Regions from separate parts of the Homo sapiens genome. Here region 2 is linked to region 1. Evidence: chromatin loops called from intact Hi-C (ENCODE). Cell type or tissue: CD14-positive monocyte. All regions are shown on one strand. Links, peaks and the distances in the headings refer to the core of each region. The heading gives the core; the rest is flanking DNA. Region 1 overlaps TRANK1 (tetratricopeptide repeat and ankyrin repeat containing 1). Region 2 has its middle 7.5 kb from the start of GOLGA4.

Region 1 (8,336 bases), core at 9-8,008:
GACACAGACAAGTAGGCAGGCAATGGCTGTCTCAGGGACAAATATTTCAAGGCTTATTTTATAGTGTTTTAAGAAAGGAGGGGGACAGGAGAGACAGTGGTTGTGTCTCTGTGTCCTAGCCACTTGCATACTGAGGCCTTCACCTGCCCTCCCTGTTCCATCTGCTAAGAGAGTGGAAGTACTATCAGCTGAGTTTTTACCAATACGTGATGTGGTACAGTGGTCAAGAGCAGAAACTAGAAATTGGTCAGATCTGGGGTCAGAAATGGGAAATGCCATCAGCAGATTTTTAGGCAAGTGACTTGAACCTCTGAGCCTCAGTTTCCTCATCTGAACAGTGGGGACAATGCCTTCCTGTGGGCTGTGATGATGGGTAAATGAGATTAATAATAATGCCAGTTACAGGGATAGCACTCACTACCTGCCAGGTTTATGTTGTCTCATGCATGGAAGCAGCCTCCTCCAGATCATTAATGCTGAATAAATGGAATTGGTCTGGCCACCCTTGAGAACAGAAAAGAACTGACAAAGAAATAGTCTTGTCAGACACTCTGCCTGGTTTCCTGGTGGTGAGAGGTGTTGCCAAGATGTGCCCTTTGAAGGTGGGTGGGGCCATAGTGAGCGAACTCCTTCTCCAGATTTCAGCAATGCAGACCGGAAGGTGAACATGCCCTGCACGGGTCTGGCAGCAAGCGTCTCCCCCGTCTCCTCACAGGATGGACCTGACAGCTTACGCTGAGCTGCTGAAAGAATCCGGCAACCAGGTTCTTAAGAATGGGAACTTCTCTTTGGCCATCAGAAAGTACGATGAAGCCATCCAGATTCTCCTGCAGTTATACCAGTGGGGGTAAGTGTTTGCATTTTCACCTCATCTTTTCTTTTTCAGTACATGGGACTCTGTTCCTTATGATTTCTTTTCATTTCTTATCATTCCACCCTGTTTCTGTTTTCTTTATTGCTCACTTCCTATTTATCTTCTCTGCATTGTCAGCTTAGAAGTGAACAGGGATTGTGTAAGAAGGGAAATAGAAAGTGAAACATAGAGGACTGTTGATAAACATAACAAAACTTCCCGTTCTGGCTGGCTAGGGGTCAGATTTAATGGGATGGCTGAAGTCTTCGAACAAACCTCTTCGTTGTCATTCATTTCATCTTCTTTATTATCTATGCCATTTACTCCGTGGCCACAGCGCACACCCCGCCGGGCACTAAGGTTCACTTTCTCTTTCCTTGCCCCTTCAGCTTCTTACAGACCTGTTCTCAAACATTGTAGTATCACAACATGCTTAAACATTGCTGAGGACCCTAAAGAGCTTCTTCTGTTTATGTAGGCTGTAGCTGTCAATACAGTATGGTAGAACTTAAAACTGATAAAAAAATAAAATATGTATTTATTTAAAAATATTGGCCGGGTGCGGTGGCTCATGCCTGTAATCCCAGCACTTTGGGAGGCCGAGGTGGGCAGATCACGAGGTCAGGAGATCGAGACCATCCTGGCTAACAGGGTGAAACCCCATCTCTATTAAAAATACAACAGATTAGCCGGGTGTGGTGGTGGGCACCTGTAGTCCCAGCTACTCCGGAGGGTGAGGCAGGAGAATAGCGTGAACCCGGGAGGTGGAGCTTGCAGTGAGCCGAGATTACGCCACTGCACTCCATCCTGGGCGACAGAGCCAGACTCCGTCTCAAAAAAAAAAAAAAAAAAAAAAATCAATAAATTTGCTGGGTAGAGTGGCTCAAACCTGTAATCCCAGCACTTTGGGAGGCCGAGGCGGTCAGATCACCTGACTTCAGGAGTTCAAGACCAGCCTGGCCAACATGGTGAAACCCCATCTCTACTAAAAATACAAAATTAGCTGGGCGTAGTGGCGCACGCCTGTAATCCCAGCTACTTGGGAGGCTGAGGCAGGAGAATCGCTTGATCGTGGGAGGCAGATGTTACAGCGAGCCGAGATCGTGCCATTGAACTCTGGCCTCGGTGACAAGAGTGAAACTCTGTCTCAAAAATAAATAAATAAATATATCAGTAAATCTATTACATGTTGTATTTTTAAAGTATATTTTCCAAAACAAAAACTTGTACATTTTTGTAAATCTCCTTCTTAATGTCTTGTCTCCACAGAAGACAGCTGGCTTCTTACATCTGTATTCAGTCTGTTGCAATATCACATGTCATATGGCTTCTGGAAAACTCCCTGTGTGAGTGTGAGGGAATGAGTATGAACAAGGCACATTATGTCTTAATTATTGTATTAGTTTCCTGTTGCTGCTGTAGCAAGTTACCACCAATTTAGGGCTTAAAGCAATACAAATTTTTTCTCTTGCAATTCTGAAGATCAGAAGTTCTAAATGAGTCTAATGGGGCTAAAATCAAGGTGTTAGCAGGGCTGGTTCTTTGTGGAGGCTCTGAGGGGGAGAAGGCACTTCCTTGCCTTTCTCAGCTTTGAGTGGCGGTGTGTATTCTTTGGCTTGTGGCTCCTTCCTTTATCTTCAAAGCTTATCATTCCAATCTCTGCTTCTGTCATCACCTTGCCTTCTCCTCAGCTGTGCTTCTGTCTCCCTCTGTCTCTCTCGATCATAGGGACCCTTGTGATTTTATCATAATTCAGGATAATCTCCTATTCCTAAAATCCTTAAATTGATCACATCTGCTACATCATTTGTTAATCACAAAAGTTTGTCTTTTTCCATAAAAAGAACAGTATTTGGGGGCCATTATTCAGCTTACCACAACTGTGAAAGTATTTTCACCTTGTGGATCACCTGCAGTGGCCTTGAGGGTCCCCAGAAGTTCCCAGATCATCCTTTTGGAACAGCTGCAGTAGAGCGAGCAGATGTTGGCATCTGTAGGGTGCACACAACCTAAACTTGTGCTAGGAAATGGCACCAAATTAAATTACTGAAACACGGCTCCACCTCCCCCTCCCATCTCCTTGATGTCTACACTCTAGTTGAGGTTGAGTTGAGTGTAATTAGCTTGTGTCTGTAGTTTCTGCAGTTCTGCCTTGTCCTGGTACATATCAGAATTGTGTCAGAGCTGGGTCTAGAGATCCTCGATCAAGGCAAACATTCAGCTTTCTTAGAAAGAGGTAGTATTGTGTAGTGTTTATGGTTGTAGACTGACCCCACACTATGTGTGTTCAAAGCTCAGCTCCACCACTTACTGTGTGACCCCTACTGGGACTTCTGCCTGGACCCTCATGTTGCCTTTTGTGGGACCTTCCTGACACTGTTCCCCTTGCCCATCACCTGCTGCTGGCCTTCCTGCCACAGCTAGCTAACACTGAGACTCAGGTGCATGTGATTTACAGCGTACTTGCAGGAGAAAGGGGACTGAGGGAGGCAGGATGGCACAAGGAAGGCTCTAAGCAGGGATGGTGTCTAAACCAAGCAAGATTTGCCTGATCCCATAGGCAGCTCTGGAGCATGAATCATACTGCAGAGCTGGTTCCATCTTGAGGCAAGGAGGTTAACCTTTTGATTCTCATATCAGTCAGTCACTGGTTTTAGGCTGTCTGGCTCCCGGCAGTCATCCTAGGGAGTGGGCTATATTAGTCTGCTTGCGCTACCATAACAAAATAGCACAGACTGGGTGGCTTAAACAACAGAAATTTATTTTTCAAAGTTCTACAGGCTGGGAAGTCCAAGATCAAGCTGCCCCCTGTGAGGGCTGTCTTCCTGGCTTGTAGATGGTTGCCTTCTCACTGTGTTACGTGCAAAGAGGAGAGAGCAAGCTCTCCAGCGTCTCTTCTTATTCCATTGTGAGGACTCCACCCTCATGACCTCAGCTAAACATAATTACCTCCCAATGGTTCCATGTTCAAATATTGTCACATTGAGGGGTAGGGCTTCAACCCAGGGATTTTTTTTTTTTTTTTTGAGACAGAGTCTTGCTCTGTCTCCCAGGCTAGAGTGCAACGGCACGATCTCGGCTCACTGCAAGCTCCGCCGCCTCCCGGGTTCACGCCATTCTCCTGCCTCAGCCTCCCGAGTAGCTGGGACTACAGGCACCTGCCACCACGCCCGGCTAATTTTTTGTATTTTTAGTAGAGATGGGGTTTCACCGTGTTAGCCGGGATGGTCTCGATCTCCTGACCTCGTGATCCGCCCGCTCGGCCTCCTAAAGTGCTGGGATTACAGGCATGAGCCACTGTGCCCGGCCTACCCAGGGATTTTTTTTTTTTTGGCAGTTGGGGATGGGGGAAGTTCAGTCCCTAGTATGGGTGTAACTTCCTGGGGAGAGGGTAGCTCTCATTAGGCTGAGGATAAATCTCTGGAGAACAGGGTGCTGAGAACCTCTAGCTGCAGCCAACAGACATTGCAGCTGGGAATGGCTGCACTGGCCAGAGTGTCTGGGATGGACACCATGGCATCTCTTACACTTGCGGTCACTGCTCCCTTGCTGATCCCTCACTGCCTGACCCCACTGCCTCCTGTGTGCTTCTGGGGCCTCATCCCTTCACCTAGAGGGAATGTTGGGCCATGAAAGAAGCCAGACACAAAACATCGAGGGTGGGGACAGTAATGGAGGTGATTTTTCCTTTGTTTATTAATATTTTTGTGCTTGTCTGCATTATCTACAGTGATTTTTGTATTATTCTACAGTGATTTGTATTATTTTTACGATTAAGATTTTTTTTTTTCTTTTTTTGAGACGGAGTCTTGCTGTGTTGCCAGGCTGGAGTGCAGTGGTGCGATCTTGGCTCACTGAAATCTCCTCCTCCTGGGTTCAAACGATTCTCCTGCCTCAGCCTGCCATGTAGCTGGGACTACAGGTGCACCCCACCACACCCAGATAATTTTTTTGTATTTTAGTAGAGATGGGGTTTCACCATGTTGGCCAGGATGGTCTCGAACTCCTCGCCTCGGCCTCGGCCTCCCGAAGTGCTGCGATTACAGGCATGAGCCACTGCGCCTGGCCTATTTAATATCTTAATTATGTAATCCCAGCACTTTGGGAAGCTGAGGCAGGCGGATCACGAGGTCAGGAATTCGAGACCATCCTGGCCAACATGGTGAAACCCCATCTCTACTAGAAATACAAAAATTAGCCGGGTGTGGTGGTGTGCACCTGTAATCCCAGCTACTCGGGAGGCTGAGGCAGAAGTGCTTGAACCCAGGAGGTGGAGGTTGCAGTGAGCTGAGATTGCACCACTGCATTCCAGCTTGGGCGACAGAGTGAGACTCTGTCTCAAAGATATTAAATAAAAAAGAAGTCATAAGGCTTGCTTTTTTTATTTGTGTGTCTTATATTCCATTGGTAGCTGGGCTTCTCTTGACATATTGTGGTTTGCTTTGAATTTTCCTTTTTCTTCTGGCCTGGTTTCAGCATTAACTTGCAGCTATATTACCTCTAGACCAAGGCCAGAGCCATCCCTGCCCTGCTGCGCTTTAAAGGGCCCTCCTTTGGCCATCTTCCAGCTGTGCCCCTCCTCACAGGCAGGAGTCTGTGGGGCCAGGGCCGTACTCACCCAGAGTTCTTGCATCCCCTTTGGTCTACACTGTGGGTACCAAGACTATGGAATTCCCTGCCTTATAGGCCCTGCTCCCAGGGCCTGCACAGGCCTCTTACCTGAAGCCGATTCTTCTGAGGGCTGGCAATGGAGATGAAATGATTATGCGTGGAGATCAGTGAGAGATGGAACCAACCTGTTGAGAACAATTGTCATTAAAAGACGGGAGCAGAGTATTTGGGAGTGAGGAAGGACAGATTTATATATTGTAAATGTTCCAGGCTCGTTTGGGGTCTGGGAGACTGATCTGATAAGCATGAATGAGTCATTTCCTACTGAAACCCCCTTCCTGATGGCAGCAGCCAGCACCGAATGGGGGGACTTCACAGACTGTTTTCTGTATTTGCAGAACCATGACAGACCACCGGTTTGTTCTTACAGGGTTCCCCCGAGGGACTTGGCTGTGCTGCTGTGCAACAAATCAAATGCATTTTTCAGCCTTGGGAAGTGGAATGAGGCATTTGTTGCTGCCAAGGAATGTCTCCAATGGGATCCAACCTACGTGAAGGTATGGGGTGGGAGGGTGAAGGTGTGGGGAGATGACTTGAGAGTATTGGGGTGGTGGATGAAGGTATGAAAGGATGAGAGAAAGTGTGGGGCAGTGGCACCTGGGGGTGGCAGCTGCTGCCTCCTTCCTTTTAGCCTGCCTCTTTCCATTCCTTTTAAAAGTGGAAATGCTAGGAGTTCTTCTAGATCTCTTTGCATCTTCAGACAGATGCCCATGGGGCATGTGATCATTATCTGGAGAAGAGTAAAAACAAGGATCGCCTAGTGTTGAAATGCACTTTGTAGGAACAGCAGAGCTTGGCCTCCTAGTGGATGGAGCACAATGGAGATCACAGAGGAACTTGTTTTGTTCTGATATAGTTACACCCAAACTCATAATCTGTGCATGTTCTTTGCCGTTCGCAAGTTTCATCTGAGCAAAGCTTTACTTCAAATGCAAGCTGGGTGGGTGACACAAAACCAATTTTTCAGAAGGCATTTCTTATAGTAGAAACCAGCTCTTCAGAGAGATCATGGAGTTTGAGAGGCCACTAAGACCCTTTAAGATTGTTAACAAAGGTCAATAAACATCATTTGATTGTTTTTTCATCAGAAATGCCCTGAGTGCCACTCTTCATGGCACCTTTACTGTTCTTGGTGCCTCAAGGCAGACAAAAGGAGCAGAAGACTCATCCCAGCTCTTGAGTAGTTTGCATTCAATCTGGGGAGAAAAAGAGCACTACATTCAGAGGCCTTAAATTCAATAGCCACTCTGGAGCATCTGAAGCAACACATAATGTGTGACTGCTAGAAACAAAATACAATGGAAAGGGAGTGGTGGAGGTTTGACCTATAGAGTACTTTAACTTTAAGAGAGGGATTTGGATATTTTACATAATAAGTAGACACTGACTCTTAAACTTCTTATTGGAAGATGAATATTTTAGAACAAGCTCGTCCAACCCCTGGCCCAGGACAGCTTTGAATGTGGCCCAACACAAATTCATAAACTTTCTTAAAACATTGAGATTTTTTTTTGCGGTTATTTTTTTAAAGCTTATCAGCTATTGTTAGTGTCAGTGGATCTTATAAGTAGCCCAAGACAATTCTTCTTCCAATATGGCCCAGGGAAGCCAAAAGATTGGATACCTCTGCTTTAGAATTTATTGACTAGTTTTGAAAATGGGAGTGCATTCCTGGGAAATTTCTTCCCAAAGGTATTTTAGGATATTCCCAATCCTCTCGCTGGGACAGTATTAATATTTGGGTTTTGCCCAAATCCCGGAAGTGGAGGCTGTGACTGTGGCCCAAGGGACTTGATGCTCTTACATCAAGGGGCTTCTTCCTTGATTGGCCAAACCTGCAGCAGCCCCTGACAGCACAGCAACCAGGGCCACTTCCTAGTTCTTACCCAGAACTCCTGGGAGTCTCTCTCCATCCTCTCTCCCCTTCCCCACCGCAATTGTCCTCTACAGGCAAGGCAAAAAATTTTCCCTCTACCTTCTTTTGGTTCAGTGGCTGAGGCCTTGCAAATCAGATTGACAAGAGACAGATTAACGAGAGAAAAGCACACAGATTTCATTTGATGTTCACTTTTATGTGTCAAAGGAATCTTTCTAGAAGAGAGGTAAAGCTCCAAAAAATGTGGACAGGCCTGAGATCTTCTATGATATTTTTAATAAAGAATAATAAATTGTGGGGATGCGACAAGATAAAGGAAAAGAGTTTTAGGTCTCTAGGGGCTGCAAACTGTGGGAAGGTGTATATATGTGGGAACGTAGTGGAAGATAAGGGGCTATCTTAGCAAGGTTTGTTCAGGCCAGTCTTGGTGCTCAATTTCTCTCTTCTTCATGGCCATAAAACTTCCCTGGGAGAGAAGATTTATGGCAGTCCTCATTTCTTCAGAGTTTCTGCTTTTTAATCAGTTAAGTGAAGCTCAGGGGAGGCTTCTTTTTGCATCTGTTGAATCTCAGATACCTTCAGCTCGAAATAATCCTTATGCCAAAGTGGCATATTTTAGGGTGGCATATTCTGATCCCCTTCATCTTCCTCAAAAAAAAAAAAAAAAACAACCTTGAATCTGAGGAAGGCAAAGAAATGGGAGATTATCAGCTTGCCTAGTTAGAAAAAACGAAACACACTTTTTTTTCCTCCTCTCTTTGATTGTTATCTGAGGTCTTTAGACTTTCAAAATGAAAGTTAAAACAAATCATTAAATAGCCAGAAATTTGGTGTTACGTGGAGTTTTAAAGTACTTCCTTTTTTATGAACCCAGTTGGTGAACACCTGTTATCTTTTTTTTTTTTTTTTTTTTTTTTTGAGACAGGGTCTTGCTTT
Region 2 (8,336 bases), core at 305-8,304, 330 kb before region 1:
CGAAACTCTGTCTCAAAAAATAAAAAATAAAAAAAGTCATCCATTTTCTAGTTCTTTAACCTTTGGCACTTAAGCAAACCACAGTATACAAAATCAAATGCCTAAAGGGAACAAGAGGTTATGAGTAAAGCACATATACATAGGATTTAAGACAATGGAAAATGTAGGAAGGTAACAAATGACAGTGTGAACACATCTAGAGGCATTTTTAAATCAACGCAACAAAACAACTCTTAGAATAAAATTCAGCCCAAAGGCCAGATTGTGACCTCTGAGTCTTAGCTCTCTGCATTTCATTTTCCTCATCTTTAATAATTTAATACTATTTCATAGGATTGTTGTGAAGTTCAAATGAGATGATATGCGTAAAGCGTACAATTCACAGTAAATGAAACTTATCAATTCTAAGAGTTTAATTCTCACTCATAACGCTCTCCCTCTGTATGTTGAGAACTCCAGCCTACACCTTTCCCCTGAGCTCTAGATCAAGCTTGTCCAACCCACGGCCCCATAGGCTGCATGTGGCACAGGATGGCTTTGAATGTGGCCCAATACAAATTCATAAACTTTCTGAAAACATTATGAGATTTTTTTGTGATTTTTTTGGGGGGGGCTATCAGCTATTGTTAGTGTATTTTATGTGTGGCCCAAGCCAATTCTTCCAGTGTGGTCCAGGGAAGCAAAAAGATTAGACACCCCTGCTCTAGACTATAGCATCTCCACTGGGCTCTCAGGTTGAGCAGGGCCAAGAACTATGTCTGTCATGCATCCCAGTCAGTGCTAGTACAGGGCCTGACACTACATTTCTACAGAGTTAGTATTTTTTGTTTTTTTTTTTAAACAGAGTCTTACTCTGTTGCCCAGGCTGGAGTGCAGTGACGCGATCTCGGCTCACTGCAACCTCCGCCACCTGGGTTCAAGCAATTCTCCTGCCTCAGCCTCATGAGTAGCTGGGACTACAGGCCTGTGCCACCAAGCCAACTAATTTTTGTATTTTTAGTAAAGACGGGATTTCACCACGTTGGCCAGACTGGTCTCAAACTTCTGACCTCAAGTGATTCGTCCACCTCCGCCTCCCAAATTGCTGGGATTACAGGAGTGAGCCACTATGCCAGGGTTTTGTTTTTTTAAATACACTACCAATGGGGGAAAAAAAAACAATTAATCTTAATACATCCACTTGCCTTAATGGCCAACTGGGCAACTTCCCTTAATGGCCCTCCTTAATGGCCCACAGGCATCTCACCTTCAACATCTCCAAAAACAAAATCATCTGCTACTACCCCTCTACCATCACCATCAGGCTTGTCCCTTCTGTGTTTCCTCTTACCCTCTTGCTGCTTCTCCTTTTCATAAGCTTGTTTTTTCATCTATATTTTCTACCTTGGCTGGTGTAATCTCCATCTTCCCAGTTACCAAAGCCAAAAGTTTGGAAGTCAATCAAGACATCTCTCTCTATACATCACCCATATCCAGAGAATCACTAAGTCTTGTGTATTTTCCTCTGAAATACTTCTGAAATCCATCTGCTTTCCTAATTTACCCCGCCACTAGTTTCAGTCTTCATTATAGCTTATCATTTAAATGGCCCCCCAGTTTCCAGTTTTGCTTCTTTCCAATCCATCTTCCACATAGCTGATGTTACTCTCCTGCTGCAACCCCATCAGTGGTCACCTTGTCCTACATAACAGTGTTCGTGCTACCAGGCAGTACAAGAAGCCCTCAGCAGCCTGGCTCCTGCTTTCCCTCTTACTAAACCCTGGCCACTCTTCACACTTCAAAGTTCCAGAAATGTCAAATTAACTCAGGGTTCCCTTGGCACATTCTGCTTTTTCTTTTTTTAAGAGAGAGAGAGAGAGACAGGGTCTCACTGTGTTGCCCAGGCTAGTCTCCAACACCTGGGCTCAGGTGTTCCACATGCCTCAGCCTCCCTGATGTTCTGAGATTACAGGTGTGAGCCGCCACACCTAGCCACATCCTGCTTTTATTTTATTTTATTTTTTTTTGAGATGGTGTCTCAGTCTGTCACTCAGGCCAGAGTGCAGTGACATGATCTCGGCTCACTGCAACCTCTACTTCCTGGATTCAGGCGATTCTCCTGCCTCAGCCTCCCTAGTAGCTGGGATTATAGGCATATGCCACTACGCCCCGCTAATTTTTGTATTTTCAGTAGAGACGGTTTTGCCATGTTGGCCAGGCTGGTCTCGAACTCCTGACCTCAGGTGATCCGCCTGCCTCAGCCTCCCAAAGTGCTGGGATTACAGGCGTGAGCCACCACACCTGGCCCACAACCTGCTTTTATATACGTGCTTGCCTTTCTTTTTTTTGGTCTACAAATTATATAGAGCAGTTGTGAAAATCATGAGTACGGCAGTGTACTCATTGTCCTCCTTGACTGTACCTTTCTTCCTTTTCCACTTTGCCTCTCTACCCTGGACAATGCTGTGCTCATATTTCATAATCTCTTTCAAGCATTCTCTAATACCACTCCCCAAACCACCCCCGACACACACATATCAGTGGAGTTAATCATGCTCTCCTCTATACAGCCTCAGTCTTACATGCTGTTAATGTATGTATCACACTGAATTTTTATCTTCTTTTGTTACAAAAGTAATATGCTCACTGTAACAAATGTAATCTGGTTCCTGCAAATAACCTCTATTAGTAATTCATTTTTCGTTTTTTTAATTTTTCTGTATTTATAAAATATATACATTTAATTATCTATACATAAAATATATGAAATATATACATTTAATTATACATAAATATATTTAGTTTTGTTTTATGAAAAATTGATTATACAAAATCCATATCTTGCTTTCTTCAATTAATATGCCATGAATATCATTTCTAATCAGTATATGTATTTCAATCCCTTTAATGGCTGCATAGTATTTTATACTATGTATGAATTATAATTTAAGATTTCTAATTGGTAGGCATTTAGCTTCTCTCCTGTTTTTTGCTAATAAAAAACTATTAAAGTGAGCAACTTTATAAATAAATGTTTGTATACTAGTGTGTATGTTTCTGTAGAAAATAATGGATTTCTGGCCGGGAGTGGTGGCTCACGTCTGTAATCCTAGCACTTTGGGAGGCCAAGGCAGGTGGATCACGAGGTCAGGAGATTGAGACCCTCCTGGCCAACGTGGTGAAACCCCGTCTGTACTAAAAATACAAAAATTAACCTGGCATGGTGGTGCGCCCCTGTAGTCCCAGCTACTCGGGAGGCTGAGGCTGGAGAATCACCTGAACCAGGGAGTCCAAGGTTTCAGTGAGCCGAGATGGTGCCACTGCACTCCAGCCTGGCGACAGAGCGAGACTCCGTCTCAAAAAAAAAAAAAAAAGAAAAAAGAAAAAAGAAAATAATGGATTTCTAGAAGTATAATTGAGAGTTCCATCCAATGAGCATGATTAATGCCAACTTGATCTCCAAAATGTATAGCAATTTATATTTCTACTGATAGTGTGGGAAATGCCCTTATGAATATGTTTTTAATTTTTTGTCAGTCAAAAAGATGGTGAATCGTATTTTACTTTTGTTGTAGTTTCCATTTATTTAATTATAAGCAATGTTAAAACGTCATCTTAAGTGTGTATGTTATCATAGTTCTTTCACATTGTATTACACAATTCATGTAACCCAGATATTTGCTCTTCCTTTTCCCCTAAGGGACAATTCCCTCTAAGTATATTTAGGGAAGTAAAATAGTCCTTCATCTTCCAAGTTATGTGTTCTTCTCACTGTCTCTTTACTTTTGCTAAATCACCTCTCTGCTATGGGACACTTCTCCATTTGTTACTGGTCTCAGCCTGGACAGCATGACTGCAGTTCCCTGGGGATCTTGATGCTTATGCTTCCAAGGGGTTTTACGGGATGGGAGTTGGGGGAGAGGGGGGAATGAGTTGAATTTAGGGTAGGTGTCACATATTTTATGACCCCAGCTCTTACTTCCTTTCATTACAGTTCTACTCAAGATATGGAGGTGGGAGAAGAGAGACTTTTGTTGTAACAAGTAACAAAGATGTAGAAATTGAAATATTTGTATTACTATATTGTTTTAATATACTTCATTAGAAAGCTTCGAAATGTTATGTTGTTAATATTTACTTTTACAGGAGAATATTGTAAGGCTATGTAAATTTTAATTATAAAACAGTTGGAAAACCTCTCATGGAAGAAAGTTCTACACATCAGAGTCTAAACTTAGACTCTCTGGAATTTAGCCAACTTTTCAGCCTGGTATAACTTATCTTTAGAGGGTTTTTAAAAATGTTTGTTGTTACAGGCTCACGCCTGTAATCCTAGCACTTTGGGAGGCTGAGGTGGGCAGATCATGAGGTCAGAAGTTCAAGACCATCCTGACCAACATGGTGAAACCCCATCTCTACTGAAAATATAAAACTTAGCCGGGCGTGGTGTCACATGCCTGTAATCCCAGCTACTTGGGAGGCTGGGGCAGGGGAATTGCTTGAACCTGGGACACAGAGGTTGCAGTGAGTTGAGATCGCACCACTGCTCTCCAGCCTGGGTGACAGAGCAAGACTCCGTCTCAAAAAAAAATTTTTTTTTAATTTAAAATTTAAAAATTTAAACAAATGTTTGTTGTTAATTTAATGCCCATTACTGGCATAAAGTAAATAAACTATGGAAAAGTGAAGAGCTACTTCTTACTCTTATTGGCTCTGTTTGACAAATAGACACAAAGAACCAAAAAATGACTTGTCCATAGTAATATGATCTCAGTGATAGAACTAGAAAGTGACTCCAGGACTTCTTGCCCTCTTTCCTGGTCTCCAGCTGTGTTTAACACTTCCTTCACTTCTCTGAGTCACAGTTTGCTAATATTTTTAAGCTGTTCAACTTAATTTTTTTTTTTTTTTTTTGAGACGGAGTCTTGCTCTTTCACCCAGGCCGGAGTGCAGTGGCGCGATCTCGGATCACTGCAAGCTCCGCCTCCTGGGTTCTCGCCATTCTCCTGCCTCAGCCTCCCAAGTAGCTGGGACTACAGGCACTGGCCACTGCGCCCGGCTAATTTTTTGTATTTTTAATAGAGACAGGGTTTCATTGTGTTAGCCAGGATGGTCTCGATCTCCTAACCTCGTGATCCGCCCGCCTCGGCCTCCCAAAGTGCTGAGATTACAGGCGTGAGCCACTGCGCCCGGCCCAACTTAATTTTTAACAGTTCTGCATTTGTTTACATGACACGTTCCAGAGATATTTACATGGCTGATGACTCAAAAATGGAATCAGAGCAATCATTTGAAGAGAAAACAACACTGGGCTCAGAAGTAAATCTTATTTCAAGAATGAGGTCCCTTGGTAAGAGACAGAACTGTTCATGAGATAGAAATGAGAAGGTGTCAAATTCCCTACTCCTTACTAAGTAACTACTTGCTAATTAGACTCCTAAGTAACCTAATTCACTCTTGCAAACATTTAAATACTGTGTTTCCGTTGTAGTTTAAAAAAAAAGAGGTGCTTGCCAGTAATGTTGATAATGGTGATGAGTTCCCATGGAAAGGCTGGATAGAGTAATGAATAAGCAGATTAACATTAAAGTCAACTGATTGTGTTCAGATGCCAGCTTTGCCATTTATTATTTGTGATTGGGGAAAATAACTTCTGTATGTTTCAGTGTCTTCATCTCTAAAATTAAGACATGTAATTGTGGGTCCGGAATTGGTGGGTTCTTGGTCTCACTGACTTCAAGAATGAAGCCGCAGACCCTCATGGTGAGTGTTACAGCTCTTAAGGTGGGGCATCTGGAGTTGTTCGTTCCTTCTGATGTTTAGATGTGTTCGGAGTTTCTTCTTTCTGGGGGGTTCCTGGTCTCGCTGGCTCAGGAGTGAAGCTGCAGACCTTCGCGGTGAGTGTTACAGCTCTTAAGGCGGTGCATCTGGAGTTGTTCGTTCCTCCCGGTGGGCTCGTGGGCTCGCTGGCTTCAGGAGTGAAGCTGCAGACCTTCGCTGTGAGTGTTACAGCTCATAAAAGCAGTGTGGACCCAAAGAGTGAGCAGTAGCAAGATTTATTGCAAAGAGCAAAAGAACAACACTTCCACAGTATGGAAGGGGACCCCCGCAGGTTGCCACTGCTGGCTCAGGCAGCCTGCTTTTATTCTCTTATCTGGCCCCACCCACATCCTGCTGATTGGTAGAGTGGAGTGGTCTGTTTTGACAGGGCACTGATTGGTGCGTTTACAATTCCTGAGCTAGACACAAAGGTTCTCCACGTCCCCACTAAATTAGCTAGATACAGACTGTCAACACAAAGGTTCTCCAAGGCCCCACCAGAGTAGCTAGATACAGAGTGTCGATTGGTGCATTCACAAACCCTGAGCTAGACACAGGGTGTTGATTGGTGTGTTTACAAACCTTGAGCTAGATACAAAGTGCCGATTGGTGTATTTACAATCCCTGAGCTAGACATAAAGATTCTCCACGTCCCCACCAGACTCAGGAGCCCAGCTGACTTCACCCAGTGGGTCCCGCACTGGGGCTGCAGGTGGAGCTGCCTGCCAGTCCCTCGCCTTGCGCCCGCACTCCTCAGCCCTTGGGTGGTCGATGGGACTGGGCGCCGTGGAGCAGGGGGCGGCGCTCATCGGGGAGGCGCTCATCGGGGAGGCTCGGGCCGCACAGGAGCCCATGGAGAGGGTGGGAGGCTCAGGCAGGGCAGGCTGCAGGTCCCAAGCCCTGCCCCGCGAGAAGGCAGCTAAGGCCCGGTGAGAAATCGAGCGCAGCGCTCTTGAGCTGGCACTGCTGGGGGACCCAGTATACCCTCCGCAGCTGCTGGCCCGGGTGCTAAGCCCCTTATTGCCCGGGGCCGGCAGGGCCGGCAGGCTGCTCCGAGTGCGGGGCCGCCAAGCCCACGCCCACCCGGAACTCCGGCTGACCCGCAAGCACGGCGCGGAGCCCCGGTTCCCGCTCGCGCCTCTCCCTCCACACCTCCCTGCAAGCTGAGGGAGCCGGCTCCGGCCTTGGCCAGACCAGAAAGGGGCTCCCACAGTGCAGCAGTGGGCTGAAGGGCTCCTCAAGTGCCACCAAAGTGGGAGCCCAGGCAGAGGAGGTGCCAAGAGCGAGCGAGGGCTGTGAGGACTGCCAGCACGCTGTCACCTCTCAATTGTATCCACTATAATTCCTGTAAGGATTAAATGAGTATTTGGGTAATAGGTTGATATCTTTTGGTGGCGGGGTAGGGGTGGGAATTAAGTTTGAAAAAAATGAAATTATTGGCTGGGCGCAGTGGCTCACGCCTGTAATCCCAGCACATTGAGAGGCCAAGGAGGGCGGATCACAAGGTCACTAGATCGAGACCATCCTGGCTAACACGGTGAAATCCCGTCTCTACTAAATATACAAAAAATGAGCCGGGCATGATGGCGGGAGCCTGTAGTCCCAGCTACTCGGGAAGCTGAGGCGAGAGAATGGCGTGAACCCGGGAGGCGGAGCTTGCAGTGAGCCGAGATCGCGCCACTGCACTCCAGCCTGGGCGACAGAGTGAGACTGTCTCAAAAAAGAAAGAAAGAAAGAAAGAAAGAAATTATTAAAGTACTAGGAGAAAATGTAAGAGAATTTTATAATCTTGGAGTGCTAAAGGCCTAAGTGTAACACAAGATCCAGAAACCATAAATAAAAATAGTTTGTCAATCTATGCAAAAGTTTATTTTGAATTCTGCTTATCAAAAATACTATAATATAATGAAATATGGTGCAATTCATTGCTCTATAGTAATCATAAGACAATATAGATAAATCTTACATCATGGTGAACAGAAAAAAGACAAACGAAAGGATGTTTTAGTGTACATGATTCCCTATACAATTCCATATAAGCCAGAATTAATTTATTGTGTTAGAAGTAAAGGAAAATATTGTCTTGGGGTATAGGAAAGGCATAGCAATGGAGATGAGGGTTTCAGAGGAGATTTTCGAGCACTGATAATATTTTGTTTTGGTCATTGTTGGAGGTTACACTGATATATTTGACTTATTTCTGTTTCCCGATTGTAATGGGTACACAAATTTATGCATGCATTACAACTCATAGAGCTGTAAATCAAAAATGGAGCTCAATTTTTCTGCATGTAAATTTTAGAATAACAATATTTAGCCAAGAAAACTAATAAATAGGCACAAAATAAAAAAAAGAATGAGGCAGCTCTATATATATTGATATGGGGAGATCTCAGGATTAATTGTTAAGTGAGAAATCTATTGTGTATATAGCATGCTATCATCAGTGTGATTAAAAATTATGTGCATAAGCATATGCTATACACATATGTTAGATTGAATCTCATGGAATTGCTGATTTTTTTTAACTTCAAAAA

What was found. Hi-C counts contacts between places; a loop is a spot of excess contacts. Peaks named below come from ENCODE experiments on the same cell type or tissue, not always from the same donor. Only the 100,000 strongest peaks of a DNase experiment are listed, where the experiment ranks them.
Region 2: a loop joins it to region 1, with 2.9 times the contacts of the local background. A loop is called at or near these places in 4 of 110 quality-filtered maps.

What each region holds. Positions count from the first base shown.
Region 1 is chr3:36,900,834-36,909,169 of GRCh38, reverse strand. It overlaps TRANK1 (tetratricopeptide repeat and ankyrin repeat containing 1), which reads left to right. Exons shown (of 24, transcript NM_001329998.2): 2 at 716-847; 3 at 5,895-6,021. Among named protein-coding and RNA genes, the nearest start is that of TRANK1, 40 kb to the left of the region's middle. RefSeq lists enhancers at 727-876, 887-1,206, 1,227-1,276. In CD14-positive monocyte, for the core only: a CTCF peak has its summit at 4,312; DNase peaks (open chromatin) are centred at 679, 1,019, 2,189 and 4,269; H3K4me3 peaks cover 1,722 bases; H3K27ac peaks cover 2,283 bases.
Region 2 is chr3:37,231,611-37,239,946 of GRCh38, reverse strand. No RefSeq gene overlaps it. Among named protein-coding and RNA genes, the nearest start is that of GOLGA4, 7.5 kb to the left of the region's middle. In CD14-positive monocyte, for the core only: no CTCF peak of the experiment used is centred there; a DNase peak (open chromatin) is centred at 3,716; H3K27ac peaks cover 653 bases.